Linked DNA regions of Homo sapiens: regions 2 and 3 are each linked to region 1. A link is an interaction called in ENCODE POLR2A ChIA-PET data of the cell type or tissue named here. Cell type or tissue: OCI-LY7. All regions are shown on one strand.

What was found. Peaks named below come from ENCODE experiments on the same cell type or tissue, not always from the same donor. Only the 100,000 strongest peaks of a DNase experiment are listed, where the experiment ranks them.
Region 2: POLR2A ChIA-PET joins it to region 1 with 10 read pairs; 2 of 35 experiments call an interaction of 5 or more read pairs at or near these places.
Region 3: POLR2A ChIA-PET joins it to region 1 with 11 read pairs; 2 of 35 experiments call an interaction of 5 or more read pairs at or near these places.

The regions. Positions count from the first base shown.
Region 1 is chr2:131,493,851-131,496,350 of GRCh38, forward strand. It overlaps the pseudogene SMPD4BP. Among named protein-coding and RNA genes, the nearest start is that of MZT2A, 2.7 kb to the left of the region's middle. In OCI-LY7, CTCF peaks have their summits at 406 and 607; no DNase peak of the experiment used is centred here; H3K4me3 peaks cover 1,918 bases; H3K27ac peaks cover 1,095 bases.
Region 2 is chr2:132,135,905-132,138,404 of GRCh38, forward strand. No RefSeq gene overlaps it. Among named protein-coding and RNA genes, the nearest start is that of ANKRD30BL, 25 kb to the right of the region's middle. In OCI-LY7, no CTCF peak of the experiment used is centred here; no DNase peak of the experiment used is centred here.
Region 3 is chr2:131,601,188-131,603,687 of GRCh38, forward strand. It overlaps the pseudogene POTEKP and the pseudogene RNU6-617P. Among named protein-coding and RNA genes, the nearest start is that of LINC01087, 35 kb to the right of the region's middle. In OCI-LY7, no CTCF peak of the experiment used is centred here; a DNase peak (open chromatin) is centred at 1,464; H3K4me3 peaks cover 1,477 bases; H3K27ac peaks cover 2,413 bases.

The DNA of each region.
Region 1 (2,500 bases):
GGTTTGAATTTCCTCTCTTGGAAAGTTCCTAGAAATTCCTCTGGGCCTCATTCTTTCAGTCGCTGCCCATGAAAGCTTTTACTGAGCAGAGATGCTCTCCCCTTCATCATCTCTAGAGCTCCGCACTTATCCAGCAGTCCACAGTTTAATGCTGCTTTGATCATTTTGCAGTAGTGCAGTGTTTTCTTGACCAAGTGCATTAGGACTGAGGCGTTTTTCTTTAACACTGCAATTGATAGCTAGGTTAAGAATTGAGGCCGGGCGCGGTGGCTCACGCCTGTAATCCCAGCACTTTGGGAGGCCCAGGCGGGTGGATCACGAGGTCACGAGTTCAAGACCAGCTTGGCCAAGATGGTGAAACCTCGTCTCTAGTAGAAAATACAAAAATTAGCCGGGCGTGGTAGCGGGCGCGTGTAATCCCAGCCACTTGGGAGGCTGAGGCAGAGAATTGCTTGCACCCGGGAGGCGGAGGTTGCAGTGAGCTGAGATGGCGCCACTGCACTCCAGCCTGTGCGACAGAGCGCAGAGCGAGACTCCGTCTCAAAAAAAAAAAAGGAAAAGAGAAAGCTGGCCGGGCGCGGTGGCTCACGCCTGTAATCCCAGCACTTTGGGAGGCTGAGGCGGGCTTATCACGAAGTCAGGATATCTAGACCATCCTGGCTAACATGTGAAACCCACTCTACTAAGTAAATACAAAAGACAATTAGCCGGGCGTGGTGGCCGGCGCCTGTAGTCCCAGCTACTCGGGAGGCTGAGGCAGGAGAATGGCGTGAACCCAAGCGGAGCTTGCAGTGAGCCAAGATAGCACCACTGGACTCCAGCCTGGGCGACAGAGTGAGACTCCGTCTCAAAAAAAAAAAAAAAAAAAATTGAAAAAACTTGGGAGATGTTCCTATTGCCAAGTGGCAGAGAGGCAGAGATTCCTGTCTCCTCTCACTCTACAACTGCCTACATGGCCTCTTTACACCCAGCCTCTCTTCCTCCACAGACTGCCAGGTGCCACCCCAGTGCCGTTACTTGTGCAGTGGGCAGAGCTGGGCCAGGAAAACTGTAACTAGGCCACCAGTGGGACTTGGCAGACTTCCTGTCTGTGAAGTCTAGGTCTGAGCATTTTTTATTTTTGACCTGGGTGAGCTGAGAGGTAGGAATCTGGAAAGCTGATCTTAGTTTTCTTTCCTTTTTTTCTTCCATTTTTTGAGACAGAGTTTCCCTCTGTCACCCCGGCTGGAGTGCAATGGTGTGATCTTTGCTCACTGCAACCTCCACCTCCTGGGCTCAAGCATTTCTCATGCCTCAGCCTCCCGAGTCGCTGGGACTACAGGTGCCCGCCACCACACCCAGCTAATTTTTGTATTTTTAGTAGAGATGGGGTTTTGCCTTGTTGGCTACACTGGTCTCGAACTCCTGGCCTCAAGTGATCTGCCCACCGTGGCCTCCCAAAGTGCTGGGATTACAGGTGTGAGCCATGGCGCCCGGCCTTTGATCCTAGTTTTCTGATGGCTTATTCAAAGGCTCCCTTGGCAGAGCTTGCTCTTCCCCTCCGTTCATTGCATAGTGCACGGGTAATATGGAGGGGATTTGCCCCTGTCTCAGTTTTGTGAGGCGGTCTTTGTATTGGAATCTTGGTTCTGCCACTTACTAGCTGGGTGGGGGTAAGTGAGTTATCCCATTTCTGCCTCTCCTTCATCATCTGTACTGACTTGCAGTCATAGTACATCTGTACCCATCGGGTTGTTGTGAGGTTGGTTTTTCTATTCTTGTATGACAAACTTAGCAGTTTAAACCAGCACCCATTTATTATCTCATAGTTATGTGTGCAGAAGTCCAGGCAAGCTCAGCTGTGCATTACAAGATTAAAACCAAGGTGTTGGCAGCTTTGCTCTTATCTGAAAACTCCAGGGAAGAAGCTGCTTCCAGGTTTATTTAGGTTGCTGGCAGAATCCAGTTCCTTGGAGTTGTAGAACTAAGGTCTTTGTTTCCTTGCTGGCTGTCAGCTGGGGACTACTCTGTAACTTAAGGTCCCCTAACTTAGGACTCTAATTGGATGTGCAAAATGCCATCACAGCAGTACCTAGATGAGTATTTGATTGAACAAACAGGGGTCGGGAATCTCGGGCTGCTATCTTTAGAATTCTGCCTACCACTGAGGATTAAATGAGGAGATATATAGAGAGCATTTAGAGTGAGTCCTGGTATATAACAAATGCTGTACAAGCATTACCAGGGATTCAGTACCACAAACTTGGCTCTGAAGCTGGCCACTATGGGCTGCAGGAGAACAGTGTTTCTTTTTTTTTTTTGAGACAGAGTCTTGCTCAGCCTTCTAGGCTGGAGTGTAGTGGCGTGATCTCAGCTCACTGCAACCACCTTCTCCTGGGTTCAAGTGATTCTCGGGTCTCAGCCTCCTGAGTAGCTGGGATTATAGGCACCCACCATCATGTCCGGCTAATTTTTGTATTTTGGTAGAGACGGGGTTTTACCATGTTGGCCAGGCTGGTCT
Region 2 (2,500 bases), 640 kb after region 1:
AAAAATCAAGAAGATAAATAAAGCAACAGAAGATACTTTTAAAAACCAAATTGCACTTGTAGAGATACAAATTACAATGCTGGAGATGAAAGCTGCACTGAGTAGATATGAGCATAGATTAATTCGCCATCATGAAAGAAAAGATTCACAAATTTGAGACACTAGTGAACTATGAGCAAACTTCCAGCAGGTAGTATAGAAGTCCCCAAAGAGGTAGGAGGAGAGGCAGAATCAAAAATTTGAGGAAAAATTGGCTAAATATGTTCTAAATTTAACAAAAGCCATAATCCCACAGATCTAAGCTGGGATCTGGTTGATAGAAAAGAAATGAAAATATGATTGTAATTTCTCATACCATCTATGATATGATATAATATTACTTGAAGGTGGATTGTGATGAGGTAAATTCATACATTATAAATCCTAAAGCAACTGCTAAGACAGCAAAGAGTTATACCTAATACCAAATAAACTTATACCAAAAAAGATATGACTAAATCATAAAGAAATGTAAAACTAGATTAATAACTAAAAATGTTATGCATATACAGATATGTAACTAAATCATAAAAATTACTAAACTAGTCTGAAGGAAGCAGAAAAAGGAAAAAAGCAAAGCAAAGAAGATCTGAGACTAATAGAAATCAGACAACTCTAATCATATCAATAATTACATTATAAATTAAACTGGTCTAAAAACCTCTGCTCAAAGGCAGATTATCAGAATGGATAAAAGAGCAAGTCTTATCTGTATAATGAGTATGAGAAATAAACTTTAAATATAAAGACAAAAATTGGTTAAAAGATGAAACAAGATACACCACACTAACACTTTACAAAAGAAGGCTGAGGAAGAGTGGTTGTATTAATACCAAAGTACATTTCATAGCAAAAATATTACCAGCAATAAACAAGGTCACTTTATAGTGACAAATGGTTCAATTAATCAAGAAAACATAACAGTCTTAAATATTTATGAACATAACATAAATGCTTCAAAATACATGATACAAAAATTGATAAACTGCAAAAGAAATGGACAAATTCCCAAGTATAGCCTAAAATTTCTAAACCCCTTACTCAAGTGGTATAATAAGGAGGCAGAAAATTCTGGGAGAATGTTGGCATGTGTACTCACCAGTCTAGACATTTTCCCACTACCTCTGTATGTATGCTGCTTTAGTTACAAAAAGTTAGGTAGGATCTTGGGAGATTTCTTCTTGGATACCAGAATTATCAACCACATCAACAGTATACCTAACAACTAAAATAATTCTTTTGAGCAGATTACCACTGAAGAACTTGTAAGTTAAATCCAGTAGCCTTTTGAGTAATTTTACTGCTTGAAATTCTCACATTTAAAAGAAATTTGCAACATCACTTTCTCAGACTCCTCTCCTACGTTTCTTTAACCACTGCTCAGTCTCCTTTACCAAGTCCTTTGACTCTTGTGAAATGTTGATATTCCCAGGGTTTTGTCAATGGCTTTCTTTTTATTCTACATCTTCTGCCTCATGGATAAGCTCATTGAGATCTATGGCTTTGCCTAATAATTATACTAAAAGTATTCTGAGCCTGCATCTTCAACCAGAGTTCTATCTCCAGCTAGAAATGCATATAATCAAATTACCTACTGAAAGTATCCCTCATGAATGTTTCATTGAACTCAATATGTAAAGAAACTGTTGGTGTGTCCCATGACTGTTTGCACTTCTCTGTTAACCTGACAAATACCTACTCCTTCCCCATGAGCATTGTAAATGCTTGTGCGCAATCTGAAAACTTATGAATGACCTGAGATTTTATCTGTCCCCTAGCTTTTTAAACTCAATTATCACTAAGCCATATTAACTGCACCTCTTTTCTGCCTTTGCTTTATCTTTCCAGTGCCACTGGAAATACAAACTTATTTATTTTATATTTATATTTCCTCGTTAAACGTGGCCCCTTAACTGATGGCTTTCACAGGGAAAAAGAAACCCTACAAATTACTGTTCCTATTTTTTAAGTTAAAAAAGTTAATCAAAATACAATAATGCCAAAGAAGGACCTACATGTTTAAATGTGTAAATTGAGCTTCTGAACTTGATTCATTTTACCCTTGATGGATCAAACTTTCATAATAGATTTATACTAGGCCACAGATTGGTTACAAAAAAAAAAGACTATCACGTGAACTACTACAAAAGCTTAATCTTTCAATCTTTTTACGTAATTATCCTCCATCTATCTTCTATATGAAGGGCCAGAAACTATAGGCCACAGGCCAAATTCAGCTTTCTAAATGGTTTTTTATACAAACTTTTATTGGAGTACAATCATGCCTCTTTGCCCATACATTATCTATGACTCCTTTCACTCTACAATGGCAGAGTTGAATAGCTGTAATAGAGACCACATGGCCCAACATATTCGCTATCTGGCACTTTACAGGAAAAGTTTGCCAATCTCTGCTTTATACCATGACCAGAATGCCCTGATACTCAAATCTAATCTTGTG
Region 3 (2,500 bases), 110 kb after region 1:
ATTAGTAGCTTCTGCTATGCAATACCCCACTGAGATGAGAGGCTTTTTTTTGTCCCTGTCTTTTAACCTTTGTGGTATTTTAGAAAGATGAACACTTGAGCCCTCAAGATGCTTATGTCTTTTATTGCATGTAAATGTTTGATTCTGCACGGACAGGCAAGGTCTTACATTGGTAAAGTATATCAGATTAGCTTTAAAAATAACTTTATTACAGTTCCTATCTCTGTCATTTTAGAACTGCTCTCATACTTGCTGTATGTTGTGGATCAGCAAATATAGTCAGCCCTCTACTTGAGCAAAATATTGATGTATCTTCTCAAGATCTGGACAGACGGCCAGAGAGTATGCTGTTTCTAGTCATCATCATGTGTAAGTGTTTACATTAAAAGGCTAGTTAATGCTAAATTGAGGTTTAAAATAATTATAACAGTTGCATCTTACATATCAGGTGAGATGTCATAGTTTGGTTCAGGTAGTTTTCGCGTGTCAGTGAGTTAGTCCCTTGCATCAGCCAGAAATCAGACAAAAAGCAAGACAAGTTAGAAGTGCCAATGGGTGCAGGATTCTTTATCTCAGGACTTTTAAGATCTTTATCCTTAGAGATCCCAGCATTGTTCATTTGATCCAAGTGTAACACCTATGCAGGGATAAAAAAGAGTGTCACATCTTTAATTTTTCTGATTAGTTATTTGGGTCTTGAAATGTCCAGTTTAGCAGAAAGTCTTGTACTGTTTTCTGGGGACTATGTCCTACATACTCCTTGAATTTTTCAAGAACCGAAGGGGTTTACTAAATCCAAGGAAGACAGTCCCTTTTATCAAGTCAGAAGGAGGAGGAAAAAAAAGGACATTGCAATCATTCTGTTGTTTCCATTGATTCTGTTGCTGCATTGTTGCCACTCAAACTGGTCCTGCTGTCTTAAGATGAATCAGTAGATTCAGATCCCTCAAGTCTTCATGGTGATTCATACAGTGACTTTCATGTTTTTTAGTTCCCATACCTATGCTTATATGCTCAGCCATTGTTCCCAGAGGACCAGCCCCCTGCTCTGGCCGCTGGGCATCCTGACTTTATCCGCACACAAAGTGAGCAAATTGACCCTTCCCCACATATTCAGAACCTAATGTGGAACCCACATCTTAGCTAGGAATTAGCTGAGACCTTCATGGTAAGAGATCCTTTGAGGCTGTTGTTGGTCTTTTCTCTGGCAGATATTAGTTGGGCTTGTTCTAAAGGGTGAGAGGGGTTCAAATAATGTGGCAGAAAGAGATCAGTGTTTGTTTCCTTTTTGCTACCAGATCTGTACTGTGAGGCACCTTTATATCCTGTATAGAACCTTGGGCAGTAGAAAGTCCCATATGAACCTTGCCCTGAGCAGTGGCTCCCAGCTGTGGTTGGCCCCTTGAGTGATCTGATTTACATGATAATGAAAATCGTTGAAGCTACTTCCATCTCTAGCTCAAGATTTTAAAATATTTTCAAACTCTAGCTCACAGGAAGCCATTGAAGAGAAATCTCAGAATCTCAAGTAGGTTAGTTGGACTCAACAGAGCCAAGCCTTGTCCATGACGCATCACTAATCATGTGTAAAAGTAGGGCTTTGTGCTTGCTTCGGCGGCACATATCCTAAAATTGGAACAATACGGGGAAAGTTAGCGTGGCTTCTGCATAAGGAGGCAGCACAGATCTTTGAAGCATTCCATATTTTGTGCAGTCACTGGAAGGTCATTTGACTATTTGCTGACTAGCTCTAAGGAAATAGTGTGAATCAAAGCAAAATGGGTGCCACCCAAATATTGAAATTGTGATTTGCGCGGCAAAAAGAGTCATATAAGATGGTCTATGAGATGACTTTGAGCTGAATAACGTGTTTGGTGCAAAATATATTGTTAGTATGTATGTCGAAAATCACAGAATGTCAGCTTGCTACTTCTCCGTGGAAACTAAAAAAAATAAAAGTAGACTTTTGGTCTCCCATGTCAGCTGTAACTGAACATCAATATAAAGCATTATCCTAACAAACATCTGCTGGCTGAGAGTTTGAGTCTGTAGAGAAGGATCGTTGGTCCAAACCAGGTCTTAACATCCATTGGTTTTTCTGCCCTTGGCGTGATTGATCAACTCCGTAATAGTGGACAATCACATTATCTACTTTAATGAGATATTTAGGAATAAATTTAGTTACAAACTATCACATAGTTGAGATGCACTGAATTATAAGCCATAAGGAGTAGGACAACTAAGAAGCAAAATTAGGACTTAATAATATCTTCTGAAAACTACAACGTTTGCATATTAGAACCTATGAACAAAATACGCATTGGGTTTTATTTGGGATTCCAAGATAATTTCGGTCATAAAGTTTAGGAACAAATTATTCCATTGCTTTACTATTTCTCTCAGCTTTTAAAAAATGTTATCTTGTTAAATCTTTGTAACAACCTAGTGAAATAAGGCAGCAAAGTCCTCACTTTGTTGAAGAAGACATTGAGCCTAAGAG